Regions from separate parts of the Homo sapiens genome. Here region 1 is linked to region 2. The links are chromatin loops, found by intact Hi-C in ENCODE. Cell type or tissue: IMR-90. All regions are shown on one strand. Each heading gives the region's core, and the rest is flanking DNA. Links, peaks and the distances in the headings are about the cores only.

Evidence for each region. Peaks named below come from ENCODE experiments on the same cell type or tissue, not always from the same donor. Only the 100,000 strongest peaks of a DNase experiment are listed, where the experiment ranks them.
Region 1: it touches region 2 in a loop (6-fold over the local background); 2 of 110 quality-filtered maps call a loop at or near these places.

Annotation. Positions count from the first base shown.
Region 1 is chr15:36,204,072-36,215,884 of GRCh38, forward strand. No RefSeq gene overlaps it. Among named protein-coding and RNA genes, the nearest start is that of LINC02853, 160 kb to the left of the region's middle. In IMR-90, for the core only: a CTCF peak has its summit at 5,308; no DNase peak of the experiment used is centred there.
Region 2 is chr15:37,128,526-37,140,338 of GRCh38, forward strand. No RefSeq gene overlaps it. Among named protein-coding and RNA genes, the nearest start is that of MEIS2, 34 kb to the left of the region's middle. In IMR-90, for the core only: CTCF peaks have their summits at 5,277 (motif pointing left), 6,283 (motif pointing left) and 6,885; a DNase peak (open chromatin) is centred at 5,276.

The sequences.
Region 1 (11,813 bases), core at 2,974-7,973, 930 kb before region 2:
AACTTATTAGTATTGATCTGGGCAATGATTACTTTGGATATGATCCCAAAAGCATACACAACAAAAGCAAAAATAGACAGATTAGATTCCATCAAACTAAAAACTTACCACAGCAAAGGATAGAATCAAGAGACTGAAAAGACAACCTACAAAATAGGGAAAAAAATGTTTGCAAACCACACATCTGATGAGGGGTTAATATCCAAAATGTGTAAGGAATTCAAACAACTCAATCACAAGAAAACAAAAACTCAATTTAAAAAAGTGCAAGGGGTCTAACCAAACTTTCCCAAAAGAAGGCATGCAACTGGCCAATAGGTATATGAAAAAACTGTTCAACATCACTAATCACTAGGCAAATGCCAATTGAAAACTCAGTAAGACACCACTTCATGCCTGGTAGAATAGCTATTAGAAAACAGACAAAAGCTAACAAGTGTTGGTGAGTATGTAGAGAAAGGGAACCCTGTACACTGTTAATGAGAATGTAAATTAGTACAGCCAATATAGAAAACAGTATGGAGGTTCCTCAAAAAATTTAAAACAGTACTACCATATGATCCAGCAATCCTACTTCTGGATTTATATCCAAAGGAAACTAAATCAGCATGTGGAAAAGATATCTGCACTCCCATGTTCATTGCAGCATTATTCACAATGGCCAAGATACAGAATCAACCCAAGTGTCCATCAGTGGATGACTGGATGGAGAAAATGTGATATATATACACAATACAATATTATTTAGCTTTAAGAAAAGAAAATCCTGTCATTTTGACAACTTGGATGAAACTAGAGGACATTTGCTAAGTGAAATAAGTGAGGCACAGAAAGACAAATATTGCATGATCACAGCTACATGTGAAATCTAAAGAAATGGAACTTACAGAAGTAGAGAATATGAAGGTGATTAATAGAAGCTGGGTTGGGGAAAGGGGGAGATGTTGGTCAAAAGGCACAAAGTTGTATGGGATGAATAAATTCTGGACATGTAATGTATAGCATAGTGACTATAGTTAATAACATTGTATTGTATACTTGAAATTTGCCAAGAGAGTAGATCTTAGATGTTGTCACCACAAAAAAAAAGCATTTTGTCATGTGGCAGATATGTTAATTATCTTGATAATGGTAATCATTTCATGATGTATGTGTATATCAAAATATCACATTGTCTACTTTACATATATACATAAAATTGCTACTTGCCTATTATACCTCAATAAAATCTGGCAATAATATTGAGAGGCCCAGAGACATTAGAAATAACACCCAAAGTCACAATGCTCAATTTGAATAAGAAATAACATCTATCAGTCTGGTATGTTGCATTTGGAGGCCATAATATAGACAGATCCTTGCAGGAGAGAAGAATGTGTCTTGAGACCAAGAGAATACATGGCTTTCTAAGATGAACACTATTCCAGTAAATTAACGGATTGTATTTATTGGAATGACAGGAAAAAGCCTAACAAGTTTTCCAAAACTTTCAGGATAGATAAAAACCAGCTGAAGGAAAGCAGAAGCAGGTTTTAACTACAAGAAGTAAGTTTTAAACACAGTTTGAGAATATTGGTTTGGGACCTGAGTGAAGGAAAGGGTGATCAGTGGTGCATTTAACAAGGTTCTTAGACTCTCTTTGTGGTGAACTAGAGAACTGATGAGGATTTATGATAGAAACGGATTAACTAAACATAGTAACAAGTACTAGGCCTGTAGAATAAATAAGAATTTTAAAAAAACATAGGGGTACAAGTAAACCTGGGGAAATCCGAATAAGATCATGAGAATGTATTAATGTCAGTATCCTGGTTGTGATATTGTATAATAATTTTGCAAGATATTATCATTAGGAGAAACTGGGAAAAGAGGAAACAGAATTTCTCTTCATTATTTCCTATAACTTGCATATAGATCCATGTTTCAAAATAAAATGTTTAATCTTTAAAAATAGGTTCCTTATTGAAGTGTAAGATGCCAATACCTACAACAGTGATAAATATTGTGGAATTAATTAATTAATGACATTGTCAGGTCATTATGTGTTAATTTAAGGTGCTATATTGAATGTTTGTGTCCCTCCAAAATTCATATGTTAAATCCTAAGGCCCAATGTGATATTTGGAGGTGGGGCCTTTGGTAGGGAATTAGGTCATGAAGAGCCCTTATGAGTGGGATTAGTGTCCTTATGAAAGAGGCCCCAGAGAACTCACTTGCCCCTTCTGCCATGTAAGCTACAGCAAGAAGACAGTTGTCTATGAACCAGGAAGCTTGCCCTCACCAGATACTGAGTCTTCTGGAGCTTTGTTCTTGGACTTCCCAGCCTTCAGAACTGTGAGAAACAGTTTTCCATTGTGTATAAGCCACCCAGTCTATGGTATTCTGTTATAGCAGGTTCAACAAACTAAGAAGTAGGTCACCCTATATCATTTCTTTTTATCTTCCTATTATAGTAGTCCCCCTTTATGTGTTAGGAATACATTCCAAGACCCTAGTGAATGCCTGAAATCAAGGATAGTACCAAACCCTATACATTCTTCTCTCAGTATCCTGGGGAGGGGACTGGTTCTAGGACCCCCCCACTGCAGATACCAAAATATAAAACAGCTCAAGTCTCTTATATAAAATGGCATATTATTTACATATAGCCTAGGGTACATCTTCCCAAATACTTGAAATAATCTCTAGATTACTTATAATACCTAATGCAAAGTAAATGCTATGTAAATTGTTGTTATACTGTATTATTTATTTGTATGATTTTTATTGCTGAATTTTTTTAAAAAATATTTTTTATTTGCAGTTGGTTGAATCTGCAGATGTAGGATCCACAGATACAAAGAGTTGACTGTTTATATTATGTTTTTTCCAATACACATATACCTACAGAAAGTTTAATTTAGGCACAATAAAAGATTAACAATAACTAATCATGAAACAGTACAATGATAACAACATCCTGTAATGAAATTCATTGCCTCTCTCGCTCTCTGAAAATATCTTATTCTGCTGTAGTCACTTGTTTTCAGACTGTGGTTGACTAAGGGTAACTGAAAACACAGGAAGCGAAACCATGGATAAGGGGGGCCACTGTTGTATCATTTCTGGGCTATTGTAATAGTATTTAACTTGGTCTTATTGTTCGCAATGTCCACTTTGCACAAGACTCCCAGACTTCTTTCCCTAAAACACAACTTCGATGACCCTTCCAATCTTAAAAAGCACCAATAATTCCTCATTGTGTACAGAATAAAATCAAGTAATTTTAATGTAGCATTCAGGGTTTCAATCTTACTAGGCCCCTACCTCAATATTCCTTATGAAATCTCCCCTCCAGACAAGTAAATTGACTTCCTGTTGCCAGTGTGTGCCTTAAGCTCACTTGCTTCTGTAAGCCATCTCTTTAGACACACCTGGACACGTTCCTCATCTTGACTCTTATCTGCTAAGTAACCTCAAGGAAGTCCCTTGTTCTCCTAGTCTTAGTTTATTCATCGGAAAAGTGAATATAATTAGAATGACTTCCACAGCTTTATGAAGAATGGGATAACATGTTCAAAATTTCTTACACAATGCCTGGTACATAATAGGATTTTGGTAAATAGTCATTTTCTTCCTACCTTTTACCTTACAACCAAACTAATTGGTGCCCTTTTCTACCCACTGTGGTCCTTTCACAATGTATTTTATACCTACCAGCCTCCAATAGATTGTCTAAATCACTTTCATCTTTAATACTCACTTATTTAGGAAAAAACTGTTAAGAGAAAACAATGATTTTTCTTAAAGCACTCCAGTCCCATCATCATTTGCAGTAAAGCTTTGTATGGCTCAGTCTCACATCCATACAACGTCAATCCATAAAGACAAAAGTTGTAACCCCTCACTGAATGGGCATCTGATGGGAACAGGAAACACATATTTGTGTGTTTATTAAAGCAGGTTATGTTTTCTGAATGAATAACATTGAATAAACACTGAGTGAGATGCTCAGCTTTCTAGTATTACCACTCAGCCTGCTTTAGGGCTATTTCAAAGATAATAAGGAGATATGACCTGCATAAATCTAAAGAACAGTTCGGACGTAAATGGTGCCTGAGTGAATGAAGGAATTGATGTCTCCTAGAGCAGAAGCTATAAATCTAGATAAGTAAAATAACATTCAATTGTCCTCTTACTAAAACAGGACAAAAAGACAGACAGTCCTCCTCCCTGTTCCCCTTTCCAGGCCACTAGTTCCCATACCTTCTCCTCTCCTGAGGGAAATGGACAAAGAAGTTGACTGTTGCCGATCCTTTCTCAACCTAGGCAACTTGCTTTTTCAGGAGGTGAGAGGCAAGAGGAGTGATGAGAGGCATGGAGGAACAAAGATGCCTGCAGGGAGGTTTATGTTTTTTTAAATGCCATTTAAAATGTCTGTAGCCCAGGGGCAGAAATATGAACTGTGCTTCTAGAAGGTGCATTTTGCAGGAAAATAATATTTGACCACGGGTTGAGAGGCAGGTTTTGTTACTGGCTTTGCTATTGACTGATTCCATGGCTCTAGATGTTTCACTTCTCTCTGGGTCTCAGTTTCTTCACTTGTAGAATCAGGGAATTGGACCGGGTCATCTCAAGGCCTTGTAGCAATGACTTTATCTGCCTTAAATCTTGGCCCCTTGAGTTGAGCTGTGTCATTTAAAGGGTCCATTCTATTTCATATGGGAAGAAAATAAAGAATTTCTCATAATCTTAGTAACAAATGTATTAGTTGAAATGAAAAGACTAAGACTAAAAAGAGATACACAGTAAAGGTGGAATAGATGTGGAGCAGAACAGAAAGGAATAAAATCAGTTAGACATTTATATATGAGGAATATGTGCTCCTCTCTGGAACCTCTTTGATGGGAATGTAAGACAGACAGAGGCACCCTGTTTGCTGGCTTGGAGAAGACTGGCTTTCCTCCTGAAGCATTAGAATGTGACTGGGGTGAGAGATGGCCCTGAGCCCGGGGGTGAATGAAGCAAAGTTCAACAGTGAGCAAAGAGGAACTAGGTAATTTTTCCCTCCTGTGCTACCCAGAAAAAAGTTGACTCTACAGACTGCTCGTGGTCTTGGTCACATTTTTTAATGTTTCTCCTCCAAGGAGGTATTTGGAAAAAGAAGATAAGTCATGTTTGATTCCTTTATGATAGTTGAGGCAGTGCTTGCTCAAAATTAACAAACTCCCCTTCCTTGCAAAGGATTTAATTTTATTGTCAGGTTTTTCTTCAAAACATCTTGGTGAGAACTGTGGGGAAAAGATTATTCAAAGAAACAGTGGATGGCAGTATTGGTTTGCTGCTCTAAAGCAGAAAGCAATGGAAAGTACAATTTTTTAAAGAAGAAAAGTAACATATACTCGATCTTCTGAAAGAGCTTCACACAGACATGAGTCTAAAATCATGAAAAGTTCATATTTGCAGTTTCAAAACCAAATAAGGGAACTATGTCAGATGATTTGAGAATATTGCATTAAAAAATGTAAAGAAGGGAAAATGTTGACCTAGAAGAAACAATGGCCTCTTTTAATTCGGTTTTACATATCATCTTCACACAGGTAAGTGTTGGTTAACATACAAAAATAGCCAGTCAAGAGACTACAACCAAAGTAAATGGCATTCTAAAGCATAATAGCAATTGCATGTCTTTTGTAGAGGTGGAAGATTTTAGATTAAAAGGGAGGTGAAGATAGAGAGGGAAGAAGGATGGGATACATACAGTCAACTAATTATGAATGTCATTTTTAGCTATGAATATACATGTTTCACTACTTAAATAGCACTTATCACCTTAAAAATTGCAGGTCATTTTTGCCTAATTATTCCCCTTTTTGTGTCCCTCACATCTCCCTTGGTATACTGATTCAAAGAGTGACTTATTTGTACATGTTATCCCCCATTAATTCAATAGATATTTTTGAGCATATATGAAATGCAAAGTACTAGGGATACAGAGACCCTGGCTAGGGAAATAGACACGTAAGTAAAAAAACGTCATACAGTGTGGTTAAGTGATAACTAGATAGTTTCTTCAATTGTCTCAGAATGGTGGGGTGAAAGTACAGTTTTTTGTCTTTATCATTGCTCCTCGCACTGTGTCAAGTTTCCCTATCTCGTGGACCTATGCTAAATCACATCTTGGGCAGATTTCAAAATCTCCCAAGCACTTCCAGTTATTAAAGTTACAATTCTTCATTTTCAGTTTAAAACTTCTTTTTTTCTACCACATTTAAAGAGATCCACTGCAGCCCAGCTGTATGGCTGCAGAGACCTGAAGAAGGAAAGCTTAAGTCCCCTTTTTGATCTTGTTTCTGGGGCTATGATATGCTCAGAGACACAGCTCCACCCACAGACACATCCTGCACCTTCCCTTTTCAAGGCCTAATTCTATATACATCTCTTGGGGCTGCTGGTCTCTGTTCCTCTGGCTGTTGTGAATCTCTGTGTACAGACACCAAACAGCTCCATCTCAATGTCTTCCAAATCTTTTAGCTCCTGCCCCCATCAAATTATCACAGTCCCTTTGTGAGTCATTTGCTCCAGCCTCCGGGCCTCTGTGATGCCCCTTGACCCAAAGAGAACTCATGCACTTTCGTGATGGCTGCTCTGCCACTCTTCTTTTGCTCTGTGCTGTCATCTCTTTCTCTCAAATTACTTTTGCTCTGCCCAGGTAGATGCAGGGCAAATGAACAAGTCAGCTGCCTGGCCAAATGACCAGCTGAGAAAAGAGATGCCAACATCCCTCCCACAAGCATCTTCAATCTTTTGGAACTCCCTTTACACAGCTTAACTCTATAAAGTTTACATCTCTGGAAGTGAGGGAAGGATATGAATTGAAATGGGAATGTACAAGCCAAGGCTGTGGCAATGGGGATGCTGACCCATTGGAAGATGAATAGGAAAGGAGAGGCTGAGGGTGCTGCCAAAATTTCTAGCAGCAAAGACTGTGGATAATGATATTATTATCTAAGAAAAAAAGAAATGTTGGGGTAGTCTGAAAAAATTAAAAAGAAAATGAGCTGTTTTCTTCTGCTTTCACACCACAAAAATCATCACAAAAGACTTCTGAATGCAGGGGTTTCTCCCCATATACCAAGCAAGCCATCAGTTCTGCAGCACACCCAGCTGGTTGTCCTCCAATTCAATTCCAACACTATCTACCTGGAGATAGTGTCAGATCCCATAGGTTGAGGGCTCAGTCCTGCAAGACTGTCCTCTACCTCACTTCCTACCAGTTGCATGTACCAGTTGCATTCTCCAGAACTGACTGACCTACTTCAAGTTGAGGTTCCCATGACCCCATCTTGGGGTTCAATTAATTTGCTAGAGCAGCTCACAGAACTCAGGAAAAACACTTATGTTTACTGGCTTATTACAAAGTATACACATGAAGAGATGCATGGGGTGAGGTATGAGAGAAGGGACACAGAGCTTTTATGCACCTGGGCACACCACACTCCAGGACCTTTTATGGAGACCTCATTGGATAGGCATGACTGACCACTGCATAGAAATGATTGAACAAAAAGGGTATGATCTAATGTTCATAGGCTGAGTGGGGAAACCCAGCAAGTTCTGTCCAGATTCTTCTTGGCCTCTCTATGCAGCATTTCTTCCTCTGGGGCATGGGAAGGACCCTTTCTGAAATGAGGGTCTTATTACTCACAATCAGAAAGTCAGAGAAAGATTAGAGTCCTGCTTTGGGCAAGCAAAAGGAGGGCAGCAAAAGTTTAGAGAGAGAGAGGTTATGTTTTCGAAGGCCTCCTTCTGGGGCCTAAAGTGCCCCCAACATTACAACAGACTGCAACAAGGGCTATGGAAGTTATGAGCCAGGAACCGTGGATGAAAACCAATATATATAACCATATGTCATGGGAGGGAAGGGAATACATTTAGTTCTGGACATAAGGTAGTGGACATCCAGACATAAATGGACTAAATGGAATGTTATTTAAACCTAAGAAATAAATAAGAATTACAATGTAAGTTGGAAGAGATTCCAAATCTGAATAGAGAATTTAGGCCTTGATGAATATGCAATAAAGAAAATGCAAAAAGAATAGGGTGAGCAGAATGCTGATTTCAGAAAGATCTTCTCAGGATGACCATGGACAAAATGGAACATTATGAGATCAAGCAAACAAGATCAAAGTCTAACATAAGGCATTCCAAACTTGGAGAGATCAGGAAACAAAAAATTTTTAAATGTGTTTTCAATTTAGCAGTCCAAAAATAATAGGAGAAAAAAATAGGGTCAAACAATAAAAGAAGTAAGAAAAGGATTAATTCCAAAATCGCTCATATTCAGACTTTTTAAAATTCACTTTAAAAAAGGCAACAAACACAAGAATGGGCAATCAGAAAATGGTAAGGACTACACAAAATTAGCTTCGAGTAACCACGAGCTCATCTGAAAGCTTGGGAAATGCTTACGAAAATACACAACTCATAGATTACTAGCAGTTAAGAAAATTTGAGATTTGAAAGTATTTACAAATTGAACTCAATCTCTTCAACATCAAACTCACATCCCAGGCAATGTAAATGAATTGCATAGCTAGCGAGGAGCAGAGGCACAGGAGAAGCCAAATGTCCCATGCCCAGGACCAGCTCTCCTCCACTACCATCAGCGTCACTTTTACTAACCAATTTAAAATGCCACTGAAAGTGGCTCTTGGAAAGTCATTAGGTGTCTTTGAGAAGAATGGGTGACACGGCCTTCTTTTGAAAGAAAATGTGAAATCATCTAGGTAATCTTCCCCACCATACCCACCCTGGATTCCCATGACATTAGTAATCCCTCAACATTTTCACCCATCGGCTGACTCAATTATATGGAGAAACACATTAAAGACTACAGTCCTTTGGAGTACATACAGACACCTTTTGAAAGCTTGGTTTGTACATTATGACCAGTATCTATTCCTACTATTTCTGAGAAAAATGAAGAGTTTTAATAATACGTAAATAACCAGTAGATGCAGTCATATTTTCCCTGTCTGTATCAGGATTATTTAATAAAAGAGAGAACTTTCTGTAATTCTTGATGAGACTGTGACATGGAAAGGAAGGTAGCAGCTATGGTCTGGGACCTTAAGATCACTACATATTCTGGCAAGAATCTGCCGTCTTTAAATATCAAATAAAAGAATAAAATATTTAAGAATGCTGTAAGTGGCTGCCTCCCATGGTTTTTTTTAATGTCTATTCGATAATTCAATTCCACGATGTAAATAGCTGGCAGCAGCAGTGTTGTGTGCTAAATATCTCATTACAAAATGCTAGAAAACTAGAGAATTACTGACAATTAAGGGTTGGTACACACAAGTGGCCAAAATTGCAGTTTACAAAAGAATGATAATTGCTCAAGAAGATAGAATTGATGCATATAATTGGATTTGGTCATTTTACTTTTATCATGAGTTTGCATTACCTCAAATGGATGAATGCAGTTGCTATATGAATTAACATGCACCATTTCTATCCCAGCTTTCCTTTCTACACTATTGCCCCCTAACCCTCAGCCACAACTACACTCAGAGTTTTTACTTTCTATTTTGATTTCTGTATCAGTGCTTTCTTTTCTTTGTGCATTCTGGGATAGCACTGGCAATCTAGTTAGACAGCAAATTTCAAAATGCAATAAAGTTACAAATATTTGAATTAACATATGTAATGGAACATGATTGATTGATTGTATTCAATTACTGGTGAATTGCAAAAACAAATTTCAAAGTGTAGTGTGAGGACCACAGGTTATATTAATGTTTGTAGTATTTGCAATGCTCACCCTATTATGAGTGTCACCAGTAAAATATTGCACTATTCATTCGATTCAAAAGCACCATTGTTCTTAATACTTATTCTGGTGAGTAGACTCATGATTTTCAAGAAGAGACATAAATAAATTTGTTCATATGGCAAATTTAAGGGTTGTGATAGTATACTACTGCAGAGGTTTAACAAAACAAAAATTGTTGAAGAAGGCAAAGAATATCAGGACAAGACAATGATTGATCTTTCAAAAAAGTTGATCCTCATAATTTTTTCTTGCTTCCATTTCCTACCAAGATGAAAAAGTTTCAATGTTAAGACTGTTAGGGAAACAAAGAATCCTTACTCAAACATACTTGCCAATTTGCATAACTGGTTTTATGTTAGTCTGTTTTCATACTGCTGATAAAGGCATACCTGAGACTGGGCAATTTACAAAAGAAAGACGTTTATTGGCCTTACAGTTCCACATGGCTGAGGAGGCCTCACAATCATGGTAGAATGCAAGGAGGAGCAAGTCACATCTTAACGTGCGTGGCAGCAGGCAAAGAGAGGGTGTGTGCAGAGAAACTCCTGTTTTTAAAAACATCAGATCTTGTAAGACCCATTCACTATCAAGAGAACAGCATGGGAAAGACCTGCCCCCATGATTCAATTATCTCCCACCGGGTGCCTCTCACAACATGTGAGAATTATGGAAGCTACAAGATGAGATTTGGGTGGGGACACAGAGCCAAACCATATCAGGTTTCATGTACTGAAATCAGTTCTACACATTTCTGACAATTGCAGACATTTTTTTCATTATATATATAACTTTGGACATTTAGGAGACAATTGAAACTTGGGTGGCTGAGGTGGGCTGACCCCAAGTGATGGTTAAAATTTGTGTATCAACTTAACTGAATGCCCAAAGAACTGTTAAACTTGATTTCTGGGCATGTTCATAAGAGTGTTTCTAGAAAAGATTAGCATTTGAACTGGTAGACTGAATAAAGAAGACTGTCCTCACCAATACAGCTGGACATTATCCAATCCACTGAGGGCCTGAACAAAATGCAGAGGAAGGGCAAGTTTGCTCTCTGAGCTAATGCATTCATCCTCTCTTGCCCTTAGACATTGGCTCTCCAGGTTCTTGGGCCTTTGGGTTTGGTCTAAAACTCTACCATCCACTTTCCTGGGCATCCAACTTGCAGATGGCACATTGTGGGACTTCTCAGCCTCCAGAATCACATGAGCCAGTTCCTAATAATAAATATCTTTGGGTGTATATATACATATATGTCTGTGTATGTGTGTGTCTATGTGTGTGTGTGTGTACAAAAGCACACATACACACAAAAAGATATACGTGTGTATATATACATATACACATATACACAAACATACACACACACATATATATCCCATTGGTTCTTTCTCGAGAGAACCCTAACTAATACAAGCCACCCCCAACAACACTGTAATTATCTATATAATTATCTACATAAATAACATTTTGTTTAAAGGTATTTTCTGTATACTTGAAGTCTTTTTATCTTCAAAATGTTTTAAAATTTGAACTTTCCCACAAAGGATAAAACTTCAATCTCTTAAAAGCCAGCTCCAAATACAGGTAAAAAAAAGAAACTGCTGAGAAGGAGGAAAGAATGCTGAAAGATATCAAGCGGGTGGGAGGTTGTTGGCTTGGGATTTGGGATAGCATTAAGCGGACCTCCTCTGGGTCTCTTGTCCTTTGCAAACACTGATTTCAGCGTTCTAAGACCTCGCTCCTAAGTAAAGGGCATTTTATCCTCCAAACTGCTGTTAAAGACTTTGTTCTTACCTTTTCTCCTCACACCCTCACCTGTCTTCCATCACTCCTTTTATTCCAGCAGCACCACCAGTCTTCTTACCTAGAAGTAAAAGAAAATCAATTTCGAATACTATCTTTGTCATTTCAGTCCAAGGTTCTATTAACACAAAATAATGACAATTTAAGTCATTTATTGTGTGTTTTTTTGTTTTGTTTTGTTTTG
Region 2 (11,813 bases), core at 4,246-9,245:
ACAGTGCCCTTGAATGATGTTGAGCGATGCATCGCCTATGTGGCTTATAGCAGGCGTGGCTTTTTCATCATTTGGTCAAGAGCTACTTCTATTTCAAGGTCTACTTCAGAGATCCTAGCATGATTCACACCCTCTTACTACCTCCTTTCTTCAAAATTAGTTTCTCCCTCCTTTGTGATTTCAGGGTATTTTGTGTTAACCTTTTAAAGAATGCTATGCCATTATATTATAGTTAATAGTGTTTGGGTGCCCATCTCCCTTGTTAGGTTTTGAGCTTTTAGAAGGCAGGAGCTGGGTTTTAATCTTATTTGAATTTTTTTTTGTGGTTTTTGTTTGTTTGTTTGTTTATTTTTTGGTTTTGAAACAGGATCTTCCTTTGTCTCCCAGCCTGGAATGCAGTGGCACAATCACTGCTCACTGCAGCCTTGACCGTCTGGACTCAAGTGATTCTCCTACTTCAACCTCCCAAGTAGCTGGGACTACAGTCATGCACCATCATGCCTATAAAGATAATTTAATTTATAATAAATTATTTATACAAACAATAACATTCAGTATATTTTTCCAAGACCTTGATAAAATATGATAGTGGTATTCTTTTCTTGCCATATATACTCAACCATTCAATTCAACCAACAAATACCATGATGATTGTGTGCTACTCTACATGTTAAGGGGGTGTCATGTACAAACTCATCCAGGGAGCATGGGAGTTAATAAAACCTATACCTTTCATAATTAAAATATGAGGCAGTACATGATTAGTGCTGTATTATAAGTGTAAACCAAAGTGCTTTGGAAGCTCTAAGGGCTTGGGATTAATTCAATGATTGCACATAAAATCAGTTTGCACATAAAATCCCTTTGGTTTGGAGCAGTGGGATTTCAGCAGGCAAAAATATACAAGGGGCAAGGGCAAGTGCAAGGTACAGCATGAAGATGATGGGGATTTTATGGTATGTGAGAATGATTACATAGTAGATACAGAAATAGTATAGATTTTGCAGTAGTTGGGAAGAAGCCTGGAAAATTAGGTAGGATTTAATTATGGTATTAATTACTTAAATACCATACTAAAAAGTTTAGAATTATTTCCCTGAAAAATTGGAACTCATCAAAGGAGAAGCAAAAGAAGAAAAACTTGGATTTACAAAGCTTAGTCTGGTAGTATCAGGCAAAATTAATTGAAGGGCAAACTTTGAAGATGGGGAGACCAGGTAAGCAAAAGATAACCTGAGGACTTAATTTGGAATATAGCTATGAAAAAGAAAGGAGAGAATGAATGTGACAGTAAGATAAAGAGTAAGAAGTTGAAAATATTTCTGAAATACACTGAATAGAAGATATGGAAGTGGTATTGTGACAAATTATTACACAAATTTTCAATCTGCTAATATTAATTTTCAACACCTTTGGTGCCTCCAACATTATTTAAAATATTAAAGAAATTAATCATTAGTAATAGTCATGTTTATTGTTTACTGAAGTGGTAATGTTATTCTTAAATCTGTTGTCACATTTGTCACACTTGCCATTAGGTAATCAATCTATCAAGGGGTCTTATTGACAATTCTTACAACCAATGCCTTAAATATCTCATTTTCCTATTTTAGGGTCCAGGCTTGGAATGTTTCTTAGTAACTTTAAACAGAATTCAAAAACACCCATATTGATAATATATGTAAATTTAGAACACTCTAACTTTAGTACAAAGATGAGTTGTCATATAATATTTTATTTAAAATAATCAAAAGCTATTATACTTTGTTGCTAAATTTTGACTTAGACACTCCTAAGTGCTGAAGGAATGCCCCCGTCTTAAATTTTAAAAAGTTGACTCCAGGGTCAACAGTGTTGGTACAAGATACAGAGATTGAATCTGTCACGGGGAGATGTCCTGGAGAAGAAAAAAAAGCAGGTACATACTTGCAGTTATTTGCTGCTGAGTACATACAGAATTGGATTTCATCATTTATTGGTGGTGACTGGGGCTGCCGGCCACTTTGGAATGCAGAAAAAGGAGGAGGAGGATGAAAGGGACAGGATGCCTCAGGGATCCATCCCCTGGTCTCATTCTTTCTCTTATTCTCCAGTCCCTCCTCACCAAGGACCCCGGGACACACGCTCTACTCCTCCTGTAGGACTTACTCATCTTCAGATCTTTGAGACATGGCTGGTGGAGTGGCTTAGTAATTTGAGGGATCTTTCCCTTAATAATATACTAAGAAGCTGAATAATCTGCTATCTAGACACTGATCCTATCTTTGGGTAAGGGGTCACAGAAACCTTGTAAGTTAAAAAAAAAGTGTTAAAAAAAAAAACGCCAGAAAAGGAGATATAACACATTTTCTTAGAAATCCTTTCTGGAATCCAAAATCTTTTCCTATATGAGTTGAAAATATTATCTATTAAAAGGGCAATTTATGTGTAGAGCATCGAATAGAATTATATTGATATATGTAGGTAAGAATATTTTTATTCTTCATAAAATACTGATATTTTTGTAATTGAATGCTAATAATAGAGATAGTAACTACAGAATTGGATCCCATCATTTATTGGTGGTGACTGGGGCTAATGGCTACTTTGGAATGCAGAGAATATTTATTCAATGTTGATTGAATAGACATTAAAACAGAAACATTTTTAATTGATCAATATTGCTTATATGCCTCAATTTTCTCAAATGTTTTATTGTATTCTTCCAAACAGATAGTACTCAAAATTCCTATGAAGCATTTTTTTTCATTTAAGAAAGGAGAAAAAAGAAAGGGGCTGATTAACACAAAATTCAGAATAATCTTATCTATGCAGGAAAAGAGGGAAGAGGGATGGACTGAAGAGGGGTTCAAGGTTCCAAAGATACTGGTTAGCGTTTCATTTCTTAAGTTGGATACGAGATACACAGATGTCCACCTTATTTATTTACTTACTCGTGTTTTTGCATGTAAGCTACAAATGTTATTTTGTGTCTGTTTAATATCTGATAACATTATTTAAAGCAGATAATTGTAAGACATGGTACAAGTAATGGTAATGACATAATTATTTAAAAAAATAATGACACTGCTGACATCCTTTAGGGCTATTAGGGCTATGGAACTAAGCAATTGGCTGTTTTTCAAAGTGTCCTGAGTTTTCTGTTCCAATCTATTAAATAAATAAGGTATTAAATACTATGAGAAAACTGAAGTATAAAAACAGAAGAAAGACCTAAATCCAGTGCTAAGGAATTGCAGCTCCTTCAGTGACTCCTTGCCTGAGTGGGGCTGTTTACACATACAAGGACTCTGTCTTCTGTTTTACACAGGGAAAGACTGCTGACAACTAGCATTGTGGGGTATGTTTGCATGGCTCTTTCCAGAGTTCAAATCAGAGCACTGTAATTCAGCCACATGATGTTAACCACTTGTCCCTAATTTCGAAATTATTATGGCATCATTTTCTTTCAGAATTATCGATTACTGTTTATTTATTGATCAAGACTAGTAATAAGACCCAGAATGGTAAAGAGCCGACTCTGTCCTTGAAAATGTTCAGAAGAAGCACCAGTGGTGTGTATTTCCTCAGGAATTCAGCTTACTGAGCATTACTCTGTGTTTGTTTCTATCCTTCCTGTTCAATCTTTGTTTTTCTTTTGTCAACCCTATTTGCTCTGAATAGTTGAAAAAAACATCCTAGGGTTTGTTATAAAGTGGGATCCTAACTCATGCTGAATTAAAAGTAAACTACATGCCCTGGGTACATTCATGACCTTAGTTCTCTTAAAACTGAAATGGAGTGGAATCGGTAGCCTAAAGGTGAAGCCTTTAAATCCCTTTATTACCCAAACCCTTATAATCTCTTTGTTTTTAACAAAGTATACACAAGAACGGTAGCAGAACTTCCCAGTTAACATGTCGAGAAATCTCTACTCAGATAAGAATCGAGCTCTTTGGGTTTACTCTTTTTGCAAAATATTTAAAACCTAGAGAGATCATTTAGATGTTGTTTATTTTGATGACCAGATAGATTCTTTTGTTTTGTAAAAGCCACATGCCCATTTTGCCTTCTTCGGGAATTTTTGTTCTAGCACCCTATCATTATTTGCTACCAAACTTCATATCTTTTGTTTGAAGCATCTGAAAATAAAAGTAGTTGTTTAACTAATTTTCTCTTGAGCTTAATTTGGCAATTATCAAATCACATTTGTCAATACAACCACTGAATCAAATGTGACCTAGACATCAACATTTTAAAAAGCCTCCGTAACCTTATGTATTATTTCAAGTTATAGTAGCTACAAGCAAAATCTTGATTGGATCAATAAGAAACAAAAATGTGCTCTCCTCTGTCATTTCAAAGTCATCTATTAAAACAACTCAAATATAAAATTTAACTACATTGGAATACAAATAGAACAGCATAATGAGGCTTATGTTTAGAAATGCAAAGAGCATTCTGAAAAGTATTTTAAGAAGAATTAATCTAATTCTCACTATTAATATTCTTCCATCATTTGATTTTTATTCTTGGACATGTGGATGCTATAAACAATACAATGTAAGATTTATAATGCTTTTTTTCTTTCTTTCTCTCTCTTTTCTCCTTTCTTTCTCTTTCTTCTTTCTTTCTTTCTTTTCTTTCTTCCTTCCTTTCTTTCTTTCTTTTCTTTCTTTCTTTCTTTCTCTCTCTCTCTCTCTCTCTTTCTTTCTTTCTTTCTTTCTCTCTCTCTCTCTCTCTCTTTCTTTCTTTCTGTTTCTGTCTTTTCTCTCTCTTTCTTGTTCTATGTTCCCTTGCATATAGTGAGACACTTCAGAGAACCCTATTTTTTCTTCAGACACATGAAGATGATGTGAATATCAAAATGATAGCGAGGACCCAGGAAGAATAACGCATGAAATAATAATAGGTTAACTAAACTCATATACTAGGTTCTTGGTAAGTATGTAGTATATTATTAATAACTACTTATTTACTCAGAAATCATGTTTGTTTTTTGGAAAATACATTTTCTGCTTCAATTTAGAGTAATACTTAGTTTTCTTTAACTATTGAAAAGGCATTAGCAATATTGTATTGTATGTTATACTTAATGGCCATTGCCAAAGCTACACAGAAATGTGTAAGATGGTTAATTAATAGCATTAATTTTGCCTTATTATTCCTTGTGATTCCAAACACTAGAAAATACCATTGATAGCTTAAAAACTGTTACATATGGCTGGAACCCAAAGTTATTTTTTTGCCATCATTGTAAGGGATACTGTGCATCTTATATATCTTGATATCCTATGTACAGAAAGTGACATCTACTGGAGAAAGCAGAACTGAATATTTACTTTCCAAACTATTTTTTCTGCCAAACGTCCAGACAAGTTGCACTATCTTCAAGATTATCTGAAACTTGTAAAACAAAGAAAGATTTTACTTAGTTCAGTATGGTGTAAAGGCTGGTTGGTTTTGATGGTCATTTTCTTAAAGCTGCCCTGTGGGAAACTGGTTATGGGGCCCACACAAATTATCTCGTAAGAAACACTATTGAAGATATCTGGAAAACACAACTACAGCACATTCCCTTAAGAATGAAACTGAAATTCTAAATAACTGTAAGCCATTGAGTGGTGGATTTGAACAGGACTCCACTGTAACACTTTGTCTGAAAACCTTTCTGGAAAATATGTAACTTCTTTACATGGCCTGGAAATAGGAGTTGTAAAACAAATATGAGATTAGAATACATAATATCTTTCAGGTAGAAAGACATTCCCCTATGCTATCTTGTAACCTAATGATTATTTGTTCATGTTAATAAGATGTGTCTAACTTCATGATCTAATCAAACTGATGTTCTTAGGGAATGGGGGAATACTAACCAGGTGTTTTTCACTTGTGGTCAAAACTAAGAAATGACCTAAAGCCCTGAAAGACAGAAATGATAACAGCTTTATACTTATGACAATAATTCCCATTCTTTACGTAATCACTTTCTCTTACATGAAGGGCAAAAGCCTTTCCTATCTTAATGGAGGGTACTGTGGTGGCCATTTTCAAGACTTTAATGAGTGAGGCACAGCTACATTTGGCTGGTTCATGAACATCATAAAACTATAATAATGACTAGAAGTCCTGTTTCTTTGATTCTAGTCTGTTACCTATATGATAAAGGTTGCTTCCATATTTAGATTACGCTATATAATCCTCCGTAGTTTAATGTCAGATTTTCTACATATGACTGTTATTATTATTATTTTAAATTTTGATTTCATTTTTGTAGCAATGCTCTCTCACTCCCTCTGCTGGCCTTGTTAATTAACAAAACCAGTGCCTAAGTAGTCCTGATGGGAATCAGTGATACCAAGTGGATGACCCATAGAATGCACTCTGTTTTGTGTTGGGAGCCAATCAGAAAATCACGTTGATTGGCCTCCGTATGAAACAAAAAAGGCCAAGAGAAAATTTGTTGTGGGTAGTGAAAACAGAATAGCATGCTTATTTTTATAGTTTTAAGAAAGAATTTAATGAAAGGGATACTTCACAAATCTTAAAAATGTGCTATTTTTCAAAGGAAGAATACCAGTTACCCACATTCTATTAAAACATATATGTACTTAGTAAAAGGCACTCAAAACAAGGTGTATCAATTTTGTATTTCAGTGTTTACACACTGGAGGGTTAAATGAAAGGTTGTCTGGCTTCACTGGTAGGATTCTGAACCTGGATTAGATATACAGCTGTCCAATGGATCAGCTTCCCACATCCTAGAGTTCCATTATGGAGTTACAAAGAGAATGACAGCACTTGGCAAGTCCCAGGCCTAATCATAGCACAGAGAAGTGACTTTTGGAAGGTACATTACTAAGCAATTAGGACCCATTTAATAAATTACCTCTTATGGAACACTTTGAACCCTAGTGGTCTGAAGAGGTTAATGCACCTCTCACAACTGAGTGCTACTCAGTTTCCAGGGGTAACTTCAAGGCCACAGCTAATCCAAACCTTCTTCTCATCAATGGCCTCTTACTCTTGAGCCACTTCTGTAGTCTGGCATCAGTAAGCCCACACACTTGCACTACTCCCCTCTGCGTGCCAGATGCTTCATTTTCTTGCAGCTGAATCCATTGGGCGCAGTGCTCATGAGGCCAAAAGACTTTGTGCTGCACATTAACTTCCTCCTTGGGCTTTCATGCTTCTTATTTGGGAGTCTTTCTGTTTCTCTTATTTATAGAGAGTTTTAACTTCTGGATTTAGTTTAAATGTTACATCTGATGTAATATACTTTCCTCCAAAATTGTTGAGTAGCAACCACATTTTAAATGAATCCAATACACAAAATTAGGCTTTAGGATATTATTAAATTTGTAAAAAAAAAAAAAAAAAAAACCCACAGTAGATGTATATTTGTAAACTGGAATCTTAACTATGGTTAGACACTAAGAAAACATTTAAAATATAACTGTAAGGGAGAAAAAGCTTTGTTTGATGCTAGAACATAATTAGACGTTTTAGGGTTTTATTTTAATTTAAATTCAACTTGAGTTTTTGGAATGAAAATGCCAATGAGACACTAAGAACTTTTATTAAAAAAGATGGCCAAAAAGTCGAATTGGAAAAGATAGAAATATGAAAATATTCCTGTGCATTTATAATGGCTGACATTGCTATATCATGTCATTGGTCTGCTGAACGATATTCCTGTAAACTATGATCAAAATCGTCATGATTTCTAGCACATTTATTTAATGTTTATTCTATCCAAGTCTCTGCTGAGAGCCACAGGAGACGAATAAGACAGGGCCTATGGCTTCAAGAAACTTAGAACTGTATTGTAGAGCTAGGATTTAGGTACATAGAAAAGTAAGCATAACAAAGGGAAGATTACAACGGATGCCAAGTTTGTATTCACACAGGAATTCAGAGAAAGAAGCGGAGTCTCTGCTCAAGAAGGTTTGATGGAGAAAATAGAATTTGCTCAAGTCTTTTGTTAAGATTTTGATAAGAAAGCTAAAAATTAAAAAATAAAATGCTCCAACATTGAGAAGTAATTGAAGTTGCCTTTACTGTGTTTGTGAATGTATTTTGTGGGATATGTTTGAGGGGAATATGTTTGGGAAGTAGTTTTTCAATACAAGAACAGACATTAGTGAGCTTTGTGAATGTTGTACTTTATTACATACCGGAAAAGAAATAAGATGAAACACATTTTCAGTCAAATAACGTAATATAATATGAAAAGTATTGCTTGTTGTCAGCCTGATAATCAGAATATATTTTAACTTTTTTTTAAAAAAGCTAATAACTATAAAACACCAAGATAAATTTTCCTTGAACATTCAGTGATTCACTGGATGAGTCATACATTTTAAAAATTTCTGCTATTTTCAGTGTACCTTGAAAATTTTCCATATTGTAAACTATGTTTTCTTACATGCCTATAAGAAACAAAAACCATGTTTGGAAATCCAGTGTCTACTTGAATCTGGAATATTAATGCAATGTGGGTTTATATGGTCTGAAAGTCTTGTATATTTATGCCATGTGAGTTGATTAGTATCTAAACTTTGAAAAATATTCAGGGTAGAAAAATTATAAATTATTTGTCATGTCAGAGTTTAAAAGGTTTGTAGAAAGACCTGGGTATTTTGTAGCACACAAGATGTGATATGCCTTGGGTGTGACTTCCCTGGTTGTGTTTTGAAAGCAACCTCTACTTTAATAAGACAGTTGTGAATCAACAGTCAAACTAATTTTTGATTACTGGTAAGTGAACATTTAAAACTGGAGCCCCACTTTTAGACGTGGTGGTGAGATTATATTGGTCTCCATTCATATCTAGAAGCACCTCAGTCTGATGGTTTATTCTATACGCAAGGCATTACCACATACAAGTCTCCTTGCTTAACTCTTGTATTATTCACAAGAATGCCAGAGCAGACATATTAATACTAGTCTGCAACTGGCATTATTCCACATACTCAAGAGTTTTCATTCTGGGATAAGCACCATTCACTGAAGGCAAAAAGTAGCATAAGTGAAAGAAAATCACATTGCCTGTTGCATTTTCCTTTTTTGATGACTAAATGCATCCAAACTATGGATCAGCAAACCTTTACTGAATGCTGATTAAATAGTATGATATAAACTATTCATGCTATAGACATGTGCTGTACAGTATGGCTCCCACTAGACACATTGCTATTGAGTCCTTGAAATGTGATTATTGTGAATTTAAAGTGTTGTAAGTGTAAAGTATACACACAGTGTTCAGATACTTAGTATGGAATGGGAACGTAAAATATCTCATTAGTAATTTAAAAATGTTGATTACATGTTGAAATAATATTTTGGATATATTGGGTTAGATAAAACTATTAATGAGATCGATTTGACTTGGCTTTAATTTTTTAACCTGGCTACATAAAATTAAAAATTACAGATGCGGCTCACATTCTATTTCTTTTGGATAGTGTTGCTATAGACCTTCAGAGAATGGACCCAGAAACAAGTGCTGAAAAATACGAAATACTAGAAAAACAGATGAGGTCTCAGCTGAGTCTTGAATGACATAAAGGCTTTGAATTAGAAAATGAGAGAAGGCTAAGTGTGTTTTTGGATAGGAGATTAAGATAAATAAACTGGTGTAGAATTGTAGGTGTTAGAAACCAAAGGTTTACTTTAAGTAATAGTGCAGAGTATTTGGTTATCTTATAAAGGGTGACAAATTCTGAGCACTTACTACCTTAATAAACATAGTTATCTACTATTGAGTCCTTAGAATATGAAGTTTGCATACATAAATTTTCATTTAAACTCTACAACAATCATATAAGGCAAGGTTTATCGTATCAATTTTATTTTATTTTATTTTATTTTTGAGATGGAGTCTTGCTCTGTCTCCCAGGCTGGAGTGCAGTGGCACAATCTTGGCTAACTGCAGCCTCTGTCTCTCAGGTTCAAGTGATTCTCCTGCCTCAGCCTCCCGAGTAGCTGGGATTACAGGTACCCACCACCACGCCCAGCCAGTTTTTTTGTATTTTTGGGAGAGACGGGGTTTTGCTATGTTGGCCAGGCTGGTCTCAAACTCTTGACCTCAGGTGATCCACCTGCCTTGGCCTCCCAAAGTGCTGGGATTACAGGCCTGAGCCACCGCACCTGGCCAAGTTTTATCATATCCATTTTATAAGTGAGGACACTGAGGCTTAGATAGGCTTCCTGAATTACTGAATATCATACAAGTAGGAAGGGACTGAAACCTTGAGTGTCTAACCTCAAAGCTTGTGGTTTTAACCACAGCATTGGAGACAGGTTCACCATGAAGCTAATGGAGCTTTACACTTCCCCCACACTTGTATGTACGACTTCCACGGGGAGGAGCTCAATTAATGTGTTCCCATGGTCATACGCTTTTGTAAACTTTGCCAAATTAAACCACTGTCACCATATCAGTTATAACTGCTGGGACTGTTTCGACTCTGATCTCCCCCAATCACACCTCCCTTTATGCCAGGCAGTGATGGATTGGCACTTTGGGGATTTGGCTGAAGAGAAAGTTCAGCTGGTTATAAACTTGGTTTGGGTTCAGTGAGTTACTTATGTGTTTCCCAGTTCCTTTGATGTATAATTACTTTTTTTTCCCAGCCCTTCCAAGGTATGAATGGCTATCAGGAGTATTCTTACTATCCACTCCACCAGCTCATCTGGGGTCTTAACCAAAGCTACAGAGCCATTTGCCACATTGTAATATTAACTTGATTTATGATATCAGAAGGACGTAGGTCATGGAAAAAAAAAGAAATGCTTTAAATATAAAAAGCTGGAACTTGTTTGTGGAAAAGCCTAATTCCTGGATGTATAAAATTATGTGGAGAATTTGATTCTCATTGAAAACTAGTCAAAATGGAATATACTTGATCTAGCAGCTTATACGATTATAAAATGAAGCACATTAATTTTCTTTTTTGATGTGAATCATGCAAAGTAGAGGTTAATAATTCCTGTGTTTGTAGACATAAGCCTGTAACAAGACTGCAAATATGGAGTATGACTGTGTGAAGTCACCTGTTTTTGCATCCTAATGTATGAGATTTTGTTTTAGCCCATCTGACACACCTTGTTTTAGTGGTTCCAGATGACGAAACACATCAAAACTGCCATTGACAGAGCAAAATGGGCCAAAGCTTTTCTAAACCATTAAAAAAATTTATTAACAACACTGTATGAAAGAGGGAAAATTATTGTCATATGAAGAAGTATGCAGCCAAAATGTGGCATTTTAGAGGAAGTGTCAGGCAGTTAATGAATATAAACGTTATATTATTTTTCTGGATATTGTGATGTTTGTGGTACTTGTCAGCTTTTAATCTTTGTAATTTGTCATGAATTCTTTTTTATCTTAAAGAAATATTTTGGACCTAGGTTGACACTGACAGTTATTTCTTACAGACAGTCTCCCAAATAGTATATGCTTCAGGCATTACAAGACCTGGATTTATCCTTGAACTGTACTGTATAGCTTCACAGGAACTATGGTGGGTTCTGGGGAAACATATATTAAATATTTAGAGGTCACAAAACCCTACAGAATGTGTGGAAGAAAGTCTGTCTATTATGCTATTGATTCTTGTAGCTTCCCTTTGCAGAACAGTGGATCAGACAATGAGCTCTCCATTTTGCAACTTGAGAAAGTGGAGCCTAGGCAGATACCATATTATGTATCCCAAATTCAGCAGCATAGGCTGATATTACATGCATTGGCATCACCGAGATTAGACTGCTTTCTACGGTGTAGTGATGCAGCAATGAGATCACGGCTGGTAAAAGAGAGAAAGACTGAG